Regions from separate parts of the Homo sapiens genome. Here region 1 is linked to region 2. The links are chromatin loops, found by intact Hi-C in ENCODE. Cell type or tissue: PC-3. All regions are shown on one strand.

Evidence for each region. Hi-C counts contacts between places; a loop is a spot of excess contacts. Peaks named below come from ENCODE experiments on the same cell type or tissue, not always from the same donor. Only the 100,000 strongest peaks of a DNase experiment are listed, where the experiment ranks them.
Region 1: it touches region 2 in a loop (3.0-fold over the local background); 3 of 110 quality-filtered maps call a loop at or near these places.

The regions. Positions count from the first base shown.
Region 1 is chr4:14,106,988-14,114,987 of GRCh38, reverse strand. LINC01085 (long intergenic non-protein coding RNA 1085) reads right to left here and starts at 3,020. Exons shown (of 3, transcript NR_033931.1): 1 at 2,811-3,020. In PC-3, no CTCF peak of the experiment used is centred here; DNase peaks (open chromatin) are centred at 3,157 and 4,377; H3K4me3 peaks cover 1,411 bases; H3K27ac peaks cover 2,654 bases.
Region 2 is chr4:14,176,630-14,184,629 of GRCh38, reverse strand. All of the region lies in intron 1 of LOC124900670 (a long non-coding RNA gene), which reads right to left. Among named protein-coding and RNA genes, the nearest start is that of LINC01085, 69 kb to the right of the region's middle. RefSeq lists a silencer at 111-405 and an enhancer at 5,831-6,125. In PC-3, a CTCF peak has its summit at 3,017; DNase peaks (open chromatin) are centred at 3,209 and 6,019; H3K4me3 peaks cover 484 bases; H3K27ac peaks cover 4,594 bases.

The DNA of each region.
Region 1 (8,000 bases), 70 kb after region 2:
CTCACTTAACATTGTCAATAGGCTTTTGGAAATGGCAACTCTAAACAAAACAATGTGTGAGTGTGACAAAACCAGTTTTACCATAGGCTAATTGATATTAACAAGACTTAAGTTTGTACTCCATATTCTGGTCAGAAAAACATCATTATACTTCTAAATGGAAACTCCAAACACTTCTAATATTAAACATTGAAATAAATGTGAGATATGCATGTGTTTAAGAAAAAATAATAAAAACAAGTTAGATAATTATTTACTTATTTATTCTAGTGCAGGATCTTGGGTGGCTGGAGCCTGTCCTAGCAGCTCAGGAGCCAAGTGGGACCCGACCCTGGCCAGGATGCTGTCCCATCACAGCACACACTCATGCCCACATCCACACTCATTCAGACTAGGACCACTGAGACACACCAACAAACCTAATGTGCACAGCTTTGATGTGTGGGAGGAAACTGGAGTACTCAGAGAAAACACAGGCAGACACAGACATGGGGAGGACTTGCAAACTCCACACAGACAGTGGCCCCAGCTGGGCATCAAATTTTTTTTCATAAACATTATAATGAAACATTGTTGAATTAAACAATATTATTTGAGAAACTGCCGTATGCCACTGCAGAATTCAGCAAGAGGAATTTCAAGTAGGAGGAAGAGTTTGACAATGCTTACAATTGTTTGATTTTTATAATATAAGGATTAAAAAGCGTCCGGTGAATTTGGCAGTTAGTTCTTCATTAATCACAGTGAGGCCATCTTCAGTGGAGCCATGATGGCAGAGGAAGGCTGCATCACTGCAGTTTAAGGAATGACAGGGAAGTGAGGAGCCTGCAGAGGAGAATTAGTTGACAACCCCATGAGAAAGTACAGACTGGTGAGTGATAACCGGGAGAGGATGAAGGCTCCAGGGAGAGATTTGTGCATGCAAAATGGCTGATAAACTTGTAGAAACCCAGTGGTTGTTTGCAGAGGAATAGTGAGTCTGGAATCCTGCCGTCTGTGCACTACTCAGAGATATCTGAAGAAATGTGGTTCCAGCAGCCCAAAGCTGAAAAGAGACATTGGTAAGCTAGAGCACGCCCAACAAAAGTGATGAACATAAGAAAGTAATTCAACATTTCCGATGATGCACATACACACAATACACACAAAACACATATACAACATATGTATCACACACATTGAACACGCAACACACACAACACACAAACATATACAACACATGCATATTACATGCATACACACAACATGCATTAACCATGTATACAATGCATCATATGTACATCAGACACACATTACATACACAACACATCCAGTACAGGTAAAATACCGCATACACATATACATCCACACACTAGACAACACTCGTAGCATATATGTGACACACATGTGCATATATGCACCACGTGCTTGTATGCACAAAACATCCACATAACACACACACAGACACACACAGACACACACACACACAGTAGAGTTGCCTAGCAAGCCAAGGATATACATACCATAGTCCCAGCAAGAAGCATGGGAGGAAGGGAAGAGACTGATGTGTACTAGTCTTTGAAGGGCTACAAGCTCACATGTTTAACCAAGCAGAGAGAAGAGAAGGCAACCAAGAAAAAAAGGCATGAGAACAAGATATGATCACCCTCAATCTCTGCCAGTGCAAGCCACAGTACCATTGTGGGAGCAGAAACTGTAACCCTCTGAGCATACTGTTGGGTGTCCAGCACTGCATCAGAGTGAGCTACTATTCCTTTACAGAAAAGAAAAGACACTCAAACCGCCCCCCCACCACCTTTATTTATTTATTTATTTATTTTACAATGAATGAGTGGTCTCTTGGAAACTCTCCCATGTCTACTTCAAATGTGCTGTTTGAAATGTTGAATATAAATCATTGTACTATAAAGACATACACACATATGTTTATTGCAGTGCTATTTACAATAGCAAAGACAGGGAACCAACCCAAATGCCCATTAATGATAGACTGGATAAGGAAAATGTGGCACATATATACCATAGAATACTATGCAGCCATAAAAAGGAATGAGATCATGTCCTTTGCAGGGACATGGATGAAACTGGAAGCCATCATCCTCAGCAAACTAACACAGGAACAGAAAACCAAATGCCACATGTTCTCACTCATCAATGGGAGTTGAACAATGAGAACACATGGACACAGGGAGAGAAACAACACACACTGGGGCCTGTTGGGGGTGGGGGTTGAGGGGAGGGAACCTAGAGGATGGATCAGTAGGTGCAGCAAACCACCATGGCACACGTATACCTATGTAACAAAGCTCCACGTTCTGCATATGTATCCCGGAACTTCAAGTTAAAAAAAAAAAAAGAAAGAAAGAAAATGAAAAAAGAAATACTGAAGGCATGGGAAGACCATTACATATAGTTGCTACAGACTCAATTTCTGTTGACAGAAAAAAGAGACTTAGACAAAGGGCACTGGGCCAAACCTGAGGTAGAAAGAAAAGAGGTTTTCTGCCATCAGTGGGCATCATCATTTCACACTAAGGCCACCCCTCCACGATGAGTCTTGGAAAAAGTTTTTGTTTTATCTGACTGAGTTCTTTTTTTGTTTTCTACATAGGAAGAATCCCAGACAAACATGAAAATTCATTCCTTTCCTTGTTGCCTCCAGTGAAAAGAGATGGAGATGAGGGAGAAATTTACTGTTTACTCTTTTTTTTTTTTTAAGGTTTTTCCTATTTTCTTACTCCCCCCTGAGCAAAATACTCTGCAAATGGTCTCCAGGCTCTCAACAACAATACTCTGTTTCCATTTCTTACCGCATTTCCTTTCTTTCCCAGGACTCTTCTGACAGTGCCAAGTTGCACGCTGGGTTGTCATAGAATGTTCTGAAGTCGTGTAAAAGGAACTGGCACAAAGGAAAAAAAAAAAGAGTTTTTCTCCTACTCTGCTTAAATTAGTCGTTGCCTCCAGCAGCGATATCCATTTCCTTTCACTTTCCTGGTCTGGCTTCTTCTTCTTTTTCTTCTTCTTTTTTTTTTTTTTTTTTCCTGCAGATATTCTGATTTGAGCTCAGCACACACATTCACCCCAGAAGTTCCCAGGATGCCAATAAAGATCCTTGCCAGCAGATCTTATCATGTTCCTCTTGAAACGGTTTTGTCATTCTTTGGATGACTGTAGAACATCTAGTCTCATACATGCCTGTTTTTTTATTGGGTTTCTGCACAGTCACAACCCAATAATGCACAATGGTAAGATGCCCCAACTGACACAAAACTAAAGAGTCAAAATGCTCTCCGTTGTCAATTGCTGCTTAGCTCAGAGGCTGTTCCAAGATTTGCCTTGAGTTCAAAGAATTGACCCGAGGTGCATTTATCTTTGAAAATACATATTCTGTACAGCGCTTCTTCCTTTTGCCTGGGAAAGTCCTGGTTTGTGCCTATCACCCAGGAGTAATCATTTATAGCACCCATTTCATTCTCACAAGTGTCTCAGTTTGCACAGCAAGTTCCATAGTCAGCAAGGATACAGTATACATTGGAGACACAAAGATACAAAAGACAGTATCCTTGCCTTAGAAGAGCTCAGTCTTTTTAGAAAGACAGGTAAGTAGATGATTATAATATAAGAGCTAAGATAAAGATATGAATAGAGTTATATGACTTTGTCCCACTGTCTCTATGTCCCTTCTGTCCAGCACACTGTCCAGAACACAGAGGCGTTTGGTAATTTTATTGTTGCTGCTTTTGTTTTAACCAATCACAGTGTTCTTTCTATAGACAGAATTTTCCCAATAATGGGCCATTCTCCCTTTCTTCTGCTCCATCTTTTCTTGCTCCATTATTTTCTTCCATAACTCTTGAGTCTCCTGGACATATAACCTCAAAAAAAAAAAATAATCAAGAGCATGGACGAAAATCACAAGGGTAACAAACTGACATGCTAGCTCTGAGTCCCTCCTCAATCTTTGCATAAAAATCACAGGAGGTGCTGTTGCTGCCTCTTTCCACATGTTCTGTAGCCCTGAGTGCCAAGATACATCTGCCCCTGATGGCCCCAATTTGTAGTTTTTCCAGCTGTTTCTGCTTCTGCTGCCTTGGCTACTGGTAATATAGGCAGGTCTCGCTAATAGTACTTAAGATCAATACTGATGTTTTATCCAAATATGGTCAAGTTAATGCTAGGATTGAACTAATGGCTCCTGCTACCCCCAGGGAGGGCATGATCAGTGCCAAAATCACGGGCTATGGCCTCAGACTTCTGTGGCCATGCATAGGGCCCTTCTTGAGATGAGGGCAAGTGCTTCTCCACCCCAGTTATAACTCTTCTTATTCTCTGAAAAGGATGACTTCACTTATCATTTACTCATAAGATCCTCTTGCAAGCAACTCTTGTGTATGACTCCCACAAATGAATCATTCAAGCTGGGAGGTTCCATCTGAGTAAAAATGCAGCCTCCATGTACAAATGTTAAATGTTCCTGGGTTTATTTTCTATGTTTAATTTTTATCAACTTTTTAATTAAAATGTCATTACAAATTTAAGACAGAAGGAAAGGGTAGGAGAGAGGCCAGGATGGGAGAAGCGTGTTAGAATGTATTGAGTTGTGTAAGCTGTTTCTTTATTTCTTTACGCTAAAGTGTTCTGAATTTCTGACATTTTGATATTTTTAGTAGCTTCAAATCCTGAAGTTTGTGAGTAGAAAATTGTGAGGCACTGACTTGCCAAGTGGCAAAGAAATAAAAACAAAGATAAAAACCAGAAAAGTTAAGTGAACAACTGCAATTCTGTGAGAAAAAGGCTAAAGCTGAGATGAGAACAGAGACTTTTGAGGGCACAGAGGCAGGTGTCTAAATGGGGCATGGAGGGACACAAGAACATAGGATGTTATCATCTCTCAGTTTCTTCTTGTGTTGTTCCCTAAGATATCTTGTCTCCTAAGATTGTTAAGTTCTTCCGTGGAAAGGACAGTATTTTATTTCTCTGCCTCATTTGTCCATATTACTTTGTAGTGCTTAGTACAGTGGAGAAGCTTCAGACACAGGTGGTTGCTCGCTTGTTTGATTGATTGAATAAAAGAAAAGAGAGAGGAAATGAGATAATCTGGAAAAGTCCTAGAGTGGTTGAGTATTGCTGTCAAGTCCGCCAGTAATTCTCCGTGTGACCTTGAACAACCATTTACCTCTTAGTTTTTTCAACTGTAAAATAAGTATGACCAGATAATCACCAAGTTCCAGACTAGTTTTAAAACTTCATGAGTCTATAATTGTGACTGTTAGATCAAGTTAAAGGAGACATTGTAGGGCTTGATAACGCATACACAAAAGCCATTTTAAGGGCTGAACTTGGACCTTGGTTTCTCTATTATAAATCAAAGATATTAGAATAGATTATCTTTTTTATTGCCTCCTTCCAAAATACAAGAAATATCTGAATCAAAACGCTAATCTTCATCTTCAAAAACCAAATTCCAGTGACATAATATCAGTCCTCAATAAGGAAAAGGAATAAACTTTATTCACATATAATTCACTGGCCCATGGATAAGAAACCTGTATTTTCAGTAGGTTCATTTTTATCTAAACCGTAAAATCTCAATTCTGTCTCAAACATGGTATTTTCCCTTTCAATATAAGAGGCAATTCATTTTATTGTTACTTGAAACTAAAGGAATCCAATAAACTGGATTGGAGCCAAAGAAGACCATAATGACAAAATGATTGATCCTTTTATAATGCTATTCTAAGATTGGAGAAATGCAATATAGACAATATTCATTTATATCACCAACAAGTATTCATCTCTGTAATAGAATGTAATACTCCTTTGCATTTATTAAGTACCTGTCACCACTAGAAATACAAAGTAAAAGGGCTTCACTGTTAATTTGCAGGCATGGTCAAATATTATTTGTTATGCCCCCACTGACATGAAGAATCTATATGGGAACTTGAGGCAGAAATGTCAGCTCTATTGCATAGTGAGAACAATAAAAATGGTGTATCTGGGATCCATTGGTGGAAGCAGAAATTAAGTAAGCAGATAGTATTTGAAAATAAGGACAAAAAATGGATATTTTAAGCAACGGGAGCTGCCCAACAATGGAGGCTGGCAAAGGGTGTTAACCCCAGAGATGAGGCTCTAGACTAGTTGTATTACATGCCACCTTGGTAAACCTTTGCAGCACCCATCTGAGACAAATCTTAATTTCCATCACACAGATGAAAAAGCAGAGTCTCAAGAGAGTTAAGCCCTTTTCCTTGAGCTATTGAGCTATTACATGATTAAGCCAAAACTTGAAATGAATTTTGACTGATCCTAAAAGCCTATGTATTTTCATTATGTTACAGTGCATTCATGAAGTAGTTTCATTTCATCACCTAATATTCTCAAAGAAAGGCCAGCTGATAAAAAACAATAGGAACAGTAAATATTTTTTGAGTTCTTAGAGTCTACCATCCTTGGTTGAGAATGGTCTTGGACTATTTGAGGTCTTCAAGAACACCTCCCTCTCAATTATTCTGTGCTAACTTAATGGGACAGGTGTCCCATTAAGAGTTGACTACTCTTCCAAGCCTTCCTCAGACTCACTAAGATCCTGTGATTTTCAAGTTTCTCCCAGCCATCTACCAAGGCAATGCTGGGGAAACATCTCTGAGCTTACCCCAGCTCAGACATTCAAGAATGTCATGCCATTCTTGAATCCTTGTAGTTAAGAGGACTTATCACCTCCCCAAAACCATGCTCACTAAATTTTGATCTATGATGTGCTGACTTGTTCCATCTTTGTACAGCTCTAACTCCTAGAAAATGTTCTATATATTCATTTGAGTATTTTTTTATAATTTCAAACCACTTAACTCTTTTGTCATTTGAAGTCAAACAGAAAAAATTAACATGAGCCTTTAAAGTACTTCAGAAAAAACATATACTTTCCCAAGAGCATGATGGTGGAAATGATGAAGGTGTCACCCAGACACAAGCTCACTCTTAGTTTGCTTCTTGCCTGTGCTATGAGTACTTGATCATAGGTAGGTTATTTTGCCTGCCAAACCCTTCTACACGAGGCCATAGATTTCTTCTCTGAAAAATGAATGGGTTGGATGTAATGAATTTCTGAAGCTTCACCCATGATGTATTCTAGGTGAGTCTCTTTGATCCTTCAGAATAAACAGAGCTAGTTTATTCATGCCCTGCTCTTGCTGTCTTCCAGGATTTTCACTGGGAAGAGGAATTTAGTCCTTGTACACATTTTGCCACATAACCTAAGGATCCTCCCATAAGGCACTTTTCATCTTGTTCTCACCACCTAATCTCAAGGACCCAGAGCAATAAAAACTGTCTCATCCCCTTCTCCCACAAAGATATAGCATTGCATTTCAAATGTGCTTAACTCTAAACACACACCATTACCATCATCATTAGCAGCCTGGGCCTGAAACTTTTATTAATATTTCTAAATATTCTCCGATCAGAGTCTCTTTTATGTATTAACAGCTTTGTTGAGATATAATTGATATATGTGAATAAAAATCACACAGCTAATATAATACTCAATGGTGAACATATGAAAGTTTTTCCTCCAAGAACAGGAACAAGTTGAAGATATCCACTTTCATCAGTTGTATTCAACATGTACTGGAAATCCTAGCCAGAGCAATAGGACAAGAAAAAGAAATAAACATCACCAGAATTGGAAAAGAAGAAGTAAATTTTTCTGTTTGCAGATGACATGATCTTACATGTAAAAAAAAACTAAAGACTTCACAAAAGAACAATTAGAACTAATAAATCAATTCAGTAAATTTCAGGACACAAAATCAGTATATAGAAATCAGTTATATTTCTATACATTAAGAATGAACTACCTAAAAATGAATTTTTAAGTAAATCCCATTTATAAAATTTCAAAAAGCATAAAATACTTAGGAATAAACTTAACCAAGAAGATAAAAGACTTGTACACTAAAAACTACAAAACACTGATGAAGAAATTAAAGAGGACA
Region 2 (8,000 bases):
AAGGAGGGGATCGACAAGTAGGGGGAGAGAGAGAGAAGAGATCTTTCTTCCCTGGAAAGGAGATGCAGGCAGCTCCCTCCCAGGTCTGAAGGGAGATAATTCACCAGCCCAGCAGTCAGTAGCTAAAGGGTTTGGAAGGCTGCAGGAAGCAGATGTGCTTGGCTATAAAACAAGCATTGCTCGCCAGGTCCCGGCATCTTCCCAGACTCATGTGTAACTTGCAGACATATGTGGCTAATGATAATGAGGGACAGACAGGAGCTGGGAGCTCCAAATCAGGGTCATACACAGAACCCAGCTGTCTCATATATCCTCAGGCTTCTTAAGCTCTCTCCTTCTAGGAATTTGAGGAAGAAACTTTGGAGTCTGCCTTATCCATGCCTTGGCCCAGTGTTAAAGAGTCAGTTTGTCATCACGGAGAGAATATGAGCTCTGGATTCAGGCAGAAGTGGCCCTTATAACTTACCAGGTCTGTGGCCTTGATTATCTTATCTTCTGAGTTCCAATGTCCTCATTTAAAAATGGGGACAAGAGTATATTTTTCGTGTGGATTAAAAGAGATATAGGTGAGCATGCAGGGTACACAGTATGTGTTGAGTACAGGGTAGGCCACTTCCCTGTCTTGGATATTCGCAGGGCCTGTCTTTGGTAGGGTTATGGCTGCCAAATTTAGGTTTCATGTTGTTTTGTAAAGGAGATATCTAATCTGCTTCCTTTCCTCTTTAATTATGAAGTAGTATTTATCATGCGAGGCAGCAGGAAGAATTACACAGAAGCAGCTCTGAACTGAGAACCAAGAACTATCCTTTCTTCTTCCTTGGGCACTAGCATAACTTTGGGAAACTTCCGTCTCTGTTTTTCAGTACCCTCATTTGTTTAAGTCGGAGTTCTCCAGGAAGACAGAACTAGTAGGATGTGTGTGTGTGTGTGTGTGTGTGTGTGTCTGTTTGTGTGTGTGTGTGTATTATAAGGAATTGACTCACACAATTACAGATGGTGACAAGTTCCAAATATGTAGTTGGCAAGATGGAAAACTAGAGGAGCCTATGGTGCAGTTCCAGTGTAAGTTTAATGGCCTGATAACCCAATGGTGTAAGTTCCAGTCTGAAAGCCAGTGGAGTCAAGACCCAGAAAGAGCCAGTGTTTCAGTTCAAGTCTGAAGGGAGGCAAACAACATGTCCCAGCTCAAGGCAGTCAGTCAGAAGGAATTCCCTCATACTCTTAGGAAGGTGAGGATTTTTGTTCTAATCAGGTCTTCAACTAATTAGCTGAGGGCCTGTACCCATTAAGAAGGACAATGTGCTTTACTCAGCCTATGAATTCCAGTGTAGTATTCCATTCAGAATCTCCCACATGCACATCAAGAACAACGTTTGACCAAACATCTGAGTACCCTGTGACCCAGCCATGTTGACAAACAGAATTAACCATCACATCAACCATACCATGTGGGAGGAAAGAGGAGGGTAGAAGGTGTGTAGAGTTCAGGAATGTAGAATTTAACATCCTGGGAATCCACTGATACTTAGCATCCTCCAGGAAACACGGTGAAACATCTAGATTCTGTAGAAAACTTGCAAGGACTTAGAGGAAGTTGGCATTGTGTTGCCCTGTGAAGAAACTGGGCATGAACTTTCTAAGAGGAATTAAACCCTTAACAATTAATAGGGTTATTATTACTGTTTAATTGTGTGTCTACTATGGGCCAGGCATTTTATGTACATTATTCTTCACAGTGACCCGCAGAGCTGGGCTTCATCATGTCTCTCTGAGATGAGAAAATGGAGGCTTGGAGGGGCTAAGTCATATGCCCAAAAGCCACTTAGCTGGTTAGTGACTGTGCTGGGACTTGCCTACCACCAAAGCTTCTACTCCTTTTACACTGTGGCTAAGTTCCCTGCTGCATGGGTTGTGTTCTGGTGCCTAAGACATTGCCTAGAAAATGGCAGGCACTCAACAAACATTTGTCAAGTGGACTATGTACAGCACCCACACCAGCTTTATCCTCCCTTTGTTGTCACTAGCTCTCTCACTGGAACATCTGGTCAACGCTGCTCACCTGTTCACATTTGCTCTGTTTCTGCATCAATCTTAAACAGATAAAGAAAAGTTTCTAAATCTCAGCCAAATCAGCTGATAAGGGCTGGATATTTCTTCGCACAAAAATGAAGATTTCCCTGTCACAGAAAAGGACTCTAGAAACCGTAAAACCCCAGAACTGTAGTGTTTCAAATTCATTTCCCTGTGGGACACTCAAAACAAGACTCATGCTTCCTCTCTGGTTTTCCTTTCCAAAGAGGCACACCGCGTGCTGTGAAGTGCTCTTCTACATGACAAACACAAAAATAATTGACATCAACTGGGCCTGAGTTTGCATTCTGGCTCTTCACTTGGGGCTTACGAATGTGAGCAAAGAAATCAAATTTTTAGAATGTTTTTCCCATCTGTACATTTTCTGATTGTGTCTAGTCTATACGGCTGCTGTGAGAATTTTTTTTTTTTTTTCTTGAGACATAGTGGAGTCTCACTCTGTCTCCAGGCTGGAGTGCAGTGGTGCGATCTCAGCTCACCACAACCTCCGCCGACCAGATTCAAGCGATTCTCCTGCCTCAGTCTCTGAGTAGCTGGGACTACAGGCATGTGCCACCACGCCCAGCTAATTTTTGTATTTTTAGTAGAGACAGGGTTTCACCATGTTGGCCAGGATGGTCTCGATCTCTTAACCTTTTGATCCGCCTGCCTCGGACTCCCAAAGTGCTGAGATTACAGGCATGAGCCACCATGCCCAGCCTGCTGTGAAGATTTAACGTGCAGATTAATGCAAAGTACATAGCACAGTGCCTGGCACATGAGATGTGAGGATAAAGAATGATCTACTAGCTATTATTATTGCCTAATAACAACCTTTAGTTTCTGTCTACACAATATTTTTTGCTTCTCAAACAAAACAAAACAAAAATTTCTAGTGCTAACATTATTCTAAATGCTCCCTGAGTTGTATACACTTTTTGGATTCTGCATTAGAATGGCTCCCCTTGCCGGGTCTCTTTTGCTAGTTGAGTTGGTTCTCTCACTTCATGCCCCTCTTTTGGTTTCTGACTCATACAGAGTCAGCAAAACACTCAAATCCTATGATTCTCACGTCCCCATACCTTGCACTGTCTGCCAGTCTTGGAAGCTGCGTTCTCCATATTTACATAGTGATTTGTCACTCTCTCTATTAAAAAGTTCCCTTTTATCTGAATTAACAGCGTAATTGTCCCAGCTCACCACTTCCAAAGTAACTCCAATAAATAGAAACCACAACATTTGGAAATCACCTCCAGCCCCCACTGTGCAAGCCTTACCCGGAAATCTCCGGCAGCTGCATGTTTTCCTAATGACCTTCAGTTGCTCAGAGAATGTATAATTCATTCCCTACCTATCTTCACTAATCCCACTTTCCTAAAATAAATATTAACTCAACTTATCTGCTAAAACAAGCCCAAATCAAGTCTCTTATCAAATGAACTCAGAGGCAGAACAGAAAGGTGAGAGTCTGGTCAATAGGAAATTGCCTTCATTGGAAAGGCAGGGCTAAAACTCCCTTTGGCCTTCAGTTTTATTCAATCTAGTTCAGCAAACCTTTATTGAATACTCTATATGCAGGCACCAACAGTTCCATAGAGGACAGAAAATTGGATTCAAAGTTAGGAGGCCTGATATCAAAAGAATTGGATTCAAACTCTATCTTTACTCTTGACCAATTGTGAACATCAGGAAAGTCACTCTGAGGCTCAGTTGAGCTGTGATAATAACATCATTACTATTACCAGAATCCCTCAACACCCTCACTGCCTCCCTAATAGACATAGCTTTTAGTAAACACTCTCTGAATTTGCCAATGATAAGAGAGTGAGTGTCTTGTGGAATATGAAAAAAATTGACATCTTCATGCATGGATGGATCATGAGAGTGGATGTTGAAATGATTCTACCTCAATTCAAAGGAGAAAGTTGTTTGTTTTATTTCATGAAAATGTATAAGTGTCATTGACCATTGGAATATCTTTCATAATCCAATTTTATTTTAGCCCACTTCAGTCCTAGTACTCTAACAACCCACTTGCTTGCTGCTAGCACATAAAACTGGAAGATCATGCCAAGAAATGTGACCTGAACCTCAAATTCAGAGGCTTATGCTCCCACGGAACCAATCTGGTGATGTTGCCTTTTTGTTTGAGCTTCCTTCTGCCTTAGGCCAACTGGATCATCCTGGCACCAGGGATGCTATGTTGAGCCATAAATACCTGACCCATTTTCTAGCAGCAACAGGCAAGGGGAGAACCAAGATGACATAGATGACACATGGGGAATGGTTCCAGTTTTGTCCTGCTAAACCACAACTACAAAGGTAATTTTAAAATGTTCTATGAGAAAAGGGCATGCGGGATTCCCTGTGTTGAGCTTCATCCCAGTGAATTACACTGTCTGAACAGATAATAAATATTTTCAGATAAACAAAAGGAGTGGGAATAGCAAGCAGAATACTAGGAAAGCTTTAAGACAACTGCTGATTGACCTGTACCTTCAACCTGGCTACTCAATATTGTTCCCAATGTGTGGATTCCCCTTGTATCACCCTACCTAATAAAATTCTCTCCTGTTTCCTCCACAGGGAGGTGATGAACAACTTAGCAAATGTTTGTGAAAGGGCAAGGTAGATTGTCAAATCCTGAAAATGCCAGCTATCAGTGGCATTCTTAGCAACTGGGATAGATGCTATAAGGGGTAGAAGATAAAAATCTCATGACCCCCAGCTCTGTATGAGTGAGAGCCAGTGAAAACTGGCAATAGGATCTCCAACAAGAAAAATCACTGAGCATTGTGCAAGAGGATTAATAACAGAAAAAAATGCAAATGTTTAGGAAAATGCCTGTGCTATTAAGAGAGTCAAAACCCAATGGGGTAATTATGGAGAAGAGGATACAAATGTCTTAGAAATCGTCAAGGAAAATCATTTTTTTGCCCTCTGCAGGGACTTACCAATGCATTCTCTGTAAATCATCATTAAACCTGCATGGGCCTAATGAGGTAACTCCACATCATCCAGTTGTTAAACAAACAAAAAGGTCTGCTCCCACTTTCCAAAGAGCTCTCCAGCCCACACACCTTTACTTGAGTTCAAATTTAGGAATTAAATACTCTCACTTCTTGTACCAGACTGTATTCAAATCTTTGATTTATGGAGTTGGGAACCAAGAGGTAAAAAGAGAGGGTATATTAATAGTTTATTTTTCTCATTGGCATCTATTCAGTAATGCTGTTTTTCATAAAGAGAATATAAACTGGAAACACATTTCACTGTTCTAAACACTTGGGGGATAAAACAACATAGTAGAAAAAAATAGTAAAAATGCTAGAATGAAAAAGACGAAATTGTGTAGGTGTGTCTCATGTTATAGGTTTTTGCCTCTTCATTATTCACTGTTAATTTTTAAATATATTTTGATAGCATAGGAATAAACTAACTCCTATTAGTTTATTTTTTTGTTCTAAAAATCTTTGATAGACTGTATGTGACCCAGGAGTTTCAAGTTGGCTTTCTGCTGCTGGAGTGTACCATTCCTGTATATTCTAAGGGGCACTATATATGGAAAGACACAAAAATGGAAAGTACCACCTTGAGACAATGGGTACTTGAAATGTATTATTTTAAAAATACTCCCCAAAAGTTTTCAGAAGTGGACAATCAGACTATATGATGAGTGTGGCCACTTGGATTCTTAAATTAATAACACTGGTGTATGAAATTTTACTCCTGAAATCCTAGTAATGCACAAAAAACAAAAGACAAAGGAACATGAAGGTTTTATCCAAGACCATTTTTCTTATGTTAGGAAGCTTTTACAAGGCCTCAGTCTCATGATGTAAATTCAGCAGAATGAAAGACTTTTAGATACAGTGAATTCAGCCAGGACTCCTGTCCTTGCCCCTCCCTTGCTTCTTTCTCAAGGAATAGAAACCATTTCCTCTTGGGCCTTTGTCAGGAAATGCAGATGACTAACCAAGCAGGAAGTGCCTCTACCTTTGACATTTTACTTCTGACACCCCGGTTACAGAGATAACAACAGCTGCTACTCTGTCAAAATGCATAAAAGCTAAGTCTTCTCCAAATCACCAAATAGCAAAAATTACAATTTTAATTCTACTTGCATGACCCATTTATTTAGGCCACTTTTTCCCTACTAGTTTATTTTTTGTTGTTCTAAAAATTTTTGGTGGACCTCATTTGTCACAGAAGTTTCAAGCTGGCTTTCTGCTGCTAGAAAGCAGTGTACGTCGAAAGGGGTGGTATGGATGGCAAGTCACAAAGATAGAAACTACCACCTTGAGACCAGTGGGTACCTGAAATGGCATTAATTTGAATGTTTCAGTTCTGCCTAAATGCTTAGTCAAAGCCTGCATACTGGAAAGACGGCATTCAGAAAAAAATGACAAAGGAGACCAAGACTACACTGGTGTGCTGAAACCAGCTCACACTGGGTCACACAGGCAAGCAAGACCAATTGAATGCAGCTCTTCCCAATTCCTTGTTCAGTGACTTCTTGATGTTAGCTAGAAATGAGCCATGTGAAAGTATTCACACCATGGAGATCAGTAAACATCACAAATTAGAGGGTTTTGTTTTGTCCCAGAAAGTCAGTTGTTAAATTTTTACTAGCACAGGACTTCCCTGGCTAAAGGCCTGAGGAAAGTCCATGTTTAAAGAACCATCTGGCTCTCCAAAGCCTTAGAAAGGCCTCTTCTTTCTTGTGATTTCTCAAAGAAGTGCCAGCAAGAAAGGAAGATCCATCCTGTGACTGTTTTTCTTTCCATGCTCTAAAACAACCAAAACTAGAGTTCTGGCCAATTACCTCCTCTCTTTGCTTTGTGTGGTGTATAAACTTCAAAGTGGTTAAATTCCTTTAGCCATACAACTTTTTACACCTTTAATTGTGCTACAATCTGGCCTGTCAAGTTCTGGAATCATTCTGTGAAGACAGTATTTAAATTTTCCTTTTCTTCTGCTTTACCTATCAGGCCCTAACTTTCATTCCTTTCTAAGCAAAGCTTCCCCAAATTGGTTTTCTCTCCTGCTCCACTGACTCACCTTCCATCCCTCCTTACTCCCAGAGGTCAGCCTGCCTCAGTTTGAGCCTCTGATGCTAGTCAATAATTGTTGCTTCTCCCTGGGGCCATGGCTGGCCCATATCCTCTTCTTTCTCTCTTTTGGGAGTTATGTCCCTAAAATTCTTCCCTTACCAGCACAGCTATTCTAAGCTGTGAGTCTCAGCCTACATTTCTGAATGATCTTCTCTCCCTTCTTGATTGGGTTGTTTTTCTACCCCAAGTCCCTAAATGCAAGGCTTTTCAAGGAGTCTGAGATGAGGATCAGCCATTGAATCCACATGGAAATCTCTTTTATAAAAATCAATGTTTGTATTTGTAAATATGATATTCTGTATTCTTTACAGATCCTTTTAAAGTAAGAAATGTTATGTGGAACAACAATTTCCACTGATGACCTCTCCAGTGTCCTCGGTTTCCCAACGTATCATATAGCAGCGGTTCTCAAACAGGGATAATTTGCCCCTGAAGGGACATTTGACAAAGTTGGCTATTTTTTTTTTTAATTTCACAACACGGAGGATGTGCTACTAGCTTCTAGTAGTTAGGCCTGATGGATACTGCTAAACATCATACGATGTACAGAACAGCCCCACAAAATAATGACTTCTCTGGCATAAAATACCAGTGTGCTGAGGTTGAGAAACCCTGACTTAGGATGACTCTCATTGCAGTTTCCCATAGCAGTTCACTGACTAATGGGAATAAGAGTTGGGTGGTAGCTAAAGGGTACTTAAAGAAACACTTGTTCTTGAGATACATAAGCACAATTGCATTTTGTTGATTTCTTTAGTCACACTTGTTTAACCACTCAATACTTCAAAGGCATAAGGTTTGTTGTACTCGTGTAAT